2 separate regions of the Homo sapiens genome follow, and region 2 is linked to region 1. The links are chromatin contacts, found by Hi-C in ENCODE. All regions are on one chromosome and are shown on one strand. The core of a region is the stretch at or near the end of the contact, and the rest is flanking DNA. Distances in the headings are between cores, read along the strand shown.

Region 1 (3,054 bases), core at 541-3,040:
TCATCTCATAATATATCATTTTAAGGAGAAATGGTCTTACAGATTACTTTAAGATTTTTCCTCTAAATGTACGATTTAAGAGTATCATAACGAGTAATCAAGAAGTTTATATGATAAGATAATGTAAAGGGATGAGCAGGCATATAATACTCATTTTTCCAAAAGCACCACCATCAACACTACCCATTATAACCACCTTAAACATCTGGTAAATCAATCCAAAATTAAATTAAGCTTTTATAAATTCATATTGGGTTTAACCATTTGATCTAACTTATTGATGGAAAACTGCCTCTAACAATTACTGAAATTACAGACTTAGAAATGAAACATTCCATTAGCTATCTCTGCCACAATAGCATAACGTTACATTTTGTTCCATTACTTTCGCCCAGCCCCTTAAGAAATAGGGATTTTATGTCGTCTTATTTCACATTCTGACTCCAGTCACTTGGGTTTGGAGGGCATGGTTTCCACTAAAGTTAAAAGACCTAGCTCTATAAATTACAACTAAAGACCTAAAAAATTCTCTGCAAATTTAATTCTCAAAACATCTTTTGGGATAAAAAGTATTTCTATTCTTCAAAGATTAGAGAACCGAGTTCAACGATTTACTGATTTAAGTTATCATTATGTGATTGCTAACGCTGCAGTAGATATGAAATCACGATTTCCATTAAGACTTAGATTTTACCTAAATGACGACTGCTTTAGTATGTCAAAGTTTAGGAGCCCATCCCCATTTTTTTAAACTGCTTAAAAGAATGGCCTTAGCATGCCAAAGTTTAAGAGCCCATCCCCATTTTTTTTTAACTGCTTAAAAGAATGGCCTTACCATTTTCTTTGGCCAGGAACTAACTACAAGATGATAAATTTGCCAGTACTTTCTTTTCATAGTTGTTCTTTGCATTGGAACAGGAAAGGGTGCTTTATCACTCGTTACGGTTGTTCATGGCCCAATCCAAATCATATAATACGCTGGCTGCTACTAACAGTTTTAGAATAAACAAAAAGAAGAACTATAATGCAGTAGGTTCTACATTTATAAAGCCCATGAGCTGATTTCGTGCCGAAAGTAAAACAGTCTCAAGAGTTTAAATGAATCCTGGAATCACAGCAAATTCAGGAAATTTAGGAATATGTTGGTAACCCTTAAGCTTTTTAAAAACTGACTACACCCTGGGCAAGTAACCACCCCCTGATGCCGTTGTGGGAGACAGAATTTCTGGCAGGAAGATAATTTTCTGACTCAATCTGGCTTGCCGTTCTTGTTTAATCATCCCCATTTCTCTGAACATTTTACTCCTCTGACTACAATGGTCAACATTTATTTTCAGAAGTTTTAAAGTGATTTAGTTCTTCCAGCCGCACCTCTTTTTATCCCATCTAAGTCTTCCCCAGCCCCCATTCCTATCGCCCTCGTTTCACTAAGATTTTGCTAAACATTAGACACAAGCACATGACCTCCAGTCTTCCACTGTCTCGGAACAAACCGACATAAAAACATCTGATTAGTTCCATTGTAAGCTTCCCTAGGCTTAGAATTTAAAATGGTCTTTAGCTCGTCAATGCTTAAAGAACCTACAACACAAAATTTAAATTTTAAAAATTTTAAATAAAGAAACCGCTCCCTTTTTTAACCTTTAGCCCCGCCCATTGCCCCCCACCCCAGGTTCCACGCGAAACTGCAGGAAACCGGAGGGGGCGGAGCGGTGACGTCACGACGCCGGTGCGTCACGGAACGGCGGCGGCTGCGGCGCTGGCGGTGGCTGCGGCAGCGGCGGCATTTTAGTCGGCAGCGGCGGCGGCAGCGGGGCTGCTGCTCCTCCCAGCATCCCTGGCGCGGCCATTTCAGCCCCATCTTGGCCCAGCGGAGGGAGCTGCAGCCGCCGCTTCAGCAGTTTGAATTTCAGTTTCTTCGGGGTTTAGGAATTGGGCGCACCGAGGAGGAGCCGGAGAAGCCACCACCGCTACCTCACACAGCCGGGGCGCCTCCGGTCCCGTGCCAGCGGTCTGCCGCCGCCGCCCCTCTCTGAGAGAAGCCGCGAGGGGAGGCCGAGACCGCCGTCGCCGCCCGCCCGCAGGGGTGGTTCCCCCTGTAAGGGGAGGACCGAGCCGGCTTTCCCCTCCCCCAGAGCGGGTTTCCGCCTGAGGCAGTCGACATGTCCCTGGGGCTGAGCTCCGGCTAGAGCCGGGGAGGGAGGGCCGCCTGCCCGCGCCACAGCCCCACCGCCCGCCCGCGGACCTTCAGCCAGCTCCGGCCCGCGGCTCCCGGCTGAATTAGGCATCTCCGACTCCGGACTCGCCGCTCCTTCCCTCAGTCAGAGAGCCCAGCGCTGACGCCGGCACCGGCCTGAGGAGCCCGAGCGGGGCAGCACCGCCCCTCACGCCGCCGCCACCGCCTCCTCCTCCTCCTCTTCGCCCTCCCACTCCCACCCCCAGCCAAGGCCTGCTGACCGCGCCGAGCGCCGAGCTGGACTGACCACGGCTGCCCGGAGACGAGAGAGGAAGCAGCCGGCCCGCCCCTGGGTTCGCGCTCTCGCCGCCTCTGAGGGAATTGAATTGAGGCGCCGCGGCTGCGAGAGCTAAAAAGGAAGGAGGAGCCGCCGCGGGACTGAGACGGGGGCAGAGCCGAAGAGACCGACACAGAGAAGGAAACGAGGAGGAGGATGTCTCACCGGGCGGCCAGCGCCTGGATCAGCCCGTGACTCTTAACAGCGGCGGGCCTCAGACCCCAGCGCAGACTCGGACTTTGTCTTTGGGGGCCCGTGCTCTGCCCTCCCCGGTTTCCGACAGGACCCAGAGGAGCCGGCGTGCCTCTCTGCCCTCCAGCCTTCTTCACCATGTCCAAGATGCCGGCCAAGAAGAAGAGCTGCTTCCAGATCACCAGTGTCACCACGGCCCAGGTGGCCACTAGCATCACCGAGGACACCGAGAGCTTGGACGACCCGGACGAGTCACGCACAGAGGACGTCTCCTCCGAGATTTTCGACGTCTCTCGGGCCACGGATTATGGCCCTGAGGAGGTCTGCGAGCGCAGCTCTTCCGAAGAGA
Region 2 (3,369 bases), core at 478-2,977, 1.3 Mb before region 1:
GGAAAGAAAGTTGGATATGAGAGGCGTGGAAAATTTCCATGAACTCCATACTGGACAGTCTGCAAGTACTTCCAAACTGGATCCCTATTTTTTTTTAAAGGCAAAGAAAAACAATATAATATTTAAGTATTTCCAAAGACCATATGAGTAGTTTTCTCATGCTTTACTTCAGCAAATGAAATCTTACATGGGAATCACGGTAAAGATTAATAGTTACTCTCGTTAAAGCAGGAATTGCAGTGAGTGGAGAAGGCTTCTAGGAACTCTACCTGTTTTCAATATTGGCTCTTCTACCTGCCCCCTAGGTATTCAAAATGAAAAGCCTAGTCAGAGTTCACTAACCTCTTTCCCAGTGAAAATCATCTAAATTGATATGTATATGATGTCTGTAACTACAATTATGGGCCGGATGCGGTGGCTCACGCCTGGAATCCCAGCACTTTGGGAGGCAGAGGCAGGTGGATCACCTGAGGTCAGGAATTTGAGACCAACCTGGCCAACATTGTGAAACCCTGTCTACTACAAATACAAAAATTAGCCAGGCGTGGTGGCGCCCATATGTAATCCCAGCTACTCGGGAGGCTGAGGCAGGAGAATCACTTGAACCCGGGAGGCGTAGGTTGCAGCGAGCCGAGATTGTGCCACTGCACTCCAGCCTGGACGACAGAGCGAGACTCCATGTCAAAAAAATAATTTAAAAAATGAAATCATATGCCAAAATTTCAATAGGGATTGAGCTATATAAAAGACTTATAAAAATACAACTATTAATGTACCAGAAGTTGTTTATAATTTTCCAGAAAATACATCCAGCATCCATCACTGTAACTCCCTGCGAGCAGAACACCTATTCTGGTATCCAAACCACGCCACCGTGGGAAATTGGCCCCAAGCCACCCGTACCCGCCTTCCGTCGCCGGTTTAAGCATAACCCCAAACCCATTAGGTGTAACTGTTTCGGGAATGACCATAAATACCAATTTGGACAATGAAAAGTGAAGGGGAGTCTACTGGAGCATTGCAAAAAGTTTCCATTCTCCTAAGAACAGTCGCTTATTTGCGATGCGTTTTCCTTGCAAGTGGCGCATATCTCTACTAGCGCCTCTGCAAATACTTATCTGCACGTCTGTGCATACAGATAAGCTGTGAGCCACTTGGGGACAAGGACTGTCTTACTCGGCCCTCCACCGAGCACAATGCCTGGCGCACAGTGGGTATCTAATGGATGTTTTGTTAAATAAAGCACTGGCCGAGATGCTTTAAGCCCCAGGCCCCCCACAGTCGGTGACAGAGATTTCCCAAGTCCCTAACACGGGACTCGCCCTAGGAGCCCCTACTCGCCAGCGAAGACAATGCATTTATTTCTCCGGCGGCCACATATGCGACCAACAGAACGAATACAGCTGCACAAATCGCCCAGGGAACGCAGAGGAACGCGGGGAAGGTCAGGTTCATTTGGGGACGCCTCCAGGCCGTTAGACCGAGCGCCCCACCCCCTCCGCCCCCTTCACCTCTTGAACATCCAGGACATGGCGCTGAGTGGGATGACAAGAGGAGCGCCTCGGCTCCCCTGGATCGTTTTCGAGCCGCCTCGATACGCCTCCTTCCAGGCCCCGCAGCCCTGAAGCCGGGGACAAATTCCGAGCGCCGGATCAGGAGCGCACGACTGAAAGGTAAGTCGCCGCGAGTCCAGTCAGACGTCGACGCCGTCTCCTTCTGCAACAATCTGGGAGACCAGCGTCGCTCTGTGACTGGCACTAGGAAAGCCCAATCACGAAGAGGAGAGTGCGGAGCCAAACCAGTCAGAGCACAGAAGGGAGGGCAACTCCGCCCCGCTGCCATTCAAAGACGGCGGGGGGTCCGGGCTGCAAGGGTGGTTCCATCCGGGTTCTTCCCCGCCCCCAAGGCGGGCGCGCGGGAAAGCCACGAGGCCCCAGGAGTGCGACTGCGGTGCCTGCGGTGCCGGTGTTTTGTTTGATTCCCTGCCTCAAACGGAGGGAAACGACCTTCCTTTATCCTACGAGTCCTAAGACTGAACCCCATTCTAAAGGCTCTACCGTATCCTTCCTCTTATTTTCTTCTCATCTAATGTGGCACATAATAGGGCCTTATACTAAAGGAGCTCCACGGTTTACGAGACCTAGAGCTACCGGCGAGATACTTTACTTCATTCCCTGTGGTGAACCGTGGGGACTTTCGCTCCAAATTTTCATGTTAAGCCTCAGCGTATGCATGAGACACAACGAGTTTGGAAAATCTTAAATGGAACTTAGAGTCCCCTCCCCACCTCTTTTTGTTATTTTTAAGGAAAATTTTCCTTTCTTGGTGCAGGAAACCCATCACATGTTTATTACAGCTATGGGGGCGTTTGCCTGAAATGGTGGACGGGACCATTTTCCCCGTGGGCACTTGGCTGCTCCAGCCAAGAGGGGGAGGCCCTTGTTTTCCTCAAGGAACTGCAGAGGGGCGCTCTGAGGCCCTCCATGGCTCTCTTTCCAGAGTCTGAGGTGACCGGAAGGAGAATGCGGCCCTGGGACCGTCAACCTTGGACCAGCTGCAGCCGACGCCTGGCAGGGCTGGTCGCTTTGCGTTGAGGAGGCTGCTGTCCCCGAAGCTGGCCTTTTAATCGCACAGGGCAGGAAGCTGGTGGTGGCGCCCAGCTGCACAGGCGGCACCATGTAACTGCCAGATAATACTTGCGCGTCACAGAGAGGTCCATGTTACACGCCTGTCAGCACAATAATATTAGGTGGTCAGCTTTTCTTTTTTCTTTTTTTTGTTTTTTTTTCTTTTTTATTGAGATGGAGTCTTGCTCTGTCCCCCAGGCTGGAGTGCAATGGGGGTGATCTTGGCTCACTGCAACCTCCGCCTCCCGGATTCAAGCGATTCTCCTGCCTCAGCCTCCGGAGTAGCCGGGATTGCAGGAGCCCGCCACCACGCCCAGCTAATTTTTGTATTTTTAGTAGAGACGGGGTTTCACCATATTGGCCAGGCTGGTCTTGAACTCCTGACCTCAGGTGATCCGCCCGCCTCGGCCTCCCAGAGTGCTGGGATTACAGGCATGAGCCACCGTGCCAGGCCGGTAGTCAGCTTTTCAAGACACATTTGTTCATTATCGTAAATAAACTGTAGTGATCTCTAATCATGAACCATGGATGAGCAATAGAATTTGAAACAATGTATTATTTCATTTGACCAAAGTTGATGAGGAAGATAAAGACAATGGCATTTCAAATTATTTTAATTGTTGTATGTTCTTCTTGAAGTGTGTTGAGGCAAATGGCAATACAGTTCAGCTTTTAGTATGCCAGATTTTAAATAAATTCTTGGAAAATATGCCAGAAATTGCTCAAATTGATGTTTTGTAAG

The links. A loop is a pair of places that touch in the nucleus more often than their neighbours do. Pooled maps may share reads with other maps.
Region 2: a map of OCI-LY7 shows a loop between it and region 1 (9-fold over the local background). The contact joins the promoter of HLTF here to the promoter of TSC22D2 in region 1. A Hi-C loop is called at or near these places in 1 of 168 maps with a recorded cell type or tissue (OCI-LY7), 1 of 37 single-sample maps with no recorded cell type and 9 of 50 pooled maps.

The regions. Positions count from the first base shown.
Region 1 is chr3:150,406,508-150,409,561 of GRCh38, forward strand. It overlaps TSC22D2 (TSC22 domain family member 2), which reads left to right and starts at 1,791. Exons shown (of 3, transcript NM_001303264.2): 1 at 1,791-3,054. The coding sequence starts at 2,844. RefSeq lists a silencer at 1,882-2,481 and an enhancer at 2,852-2,901.
Region 2 is chr3:149,084,806-149,088,174 of GRCh38, forward strand. It overlaps HLTF (helicase like transcription factor), which reads right to left and starts at 1,728. Exons shown (of 25, transcript NM_003071.4): 1 at 1,512-1,728; 2 at 1-84. The coding sequence starts at 1,531. It overlaps HLTF-AS1 (HLTF antisense RNA 1), which reads left to right and starts at 1,527. Exons shown (of 3, transcript NR_046648.1): 1 at 1,527-1,673. RefSeq lists enhancers at 1,055-1,572, 1,478-1,687, 1,573-2,090.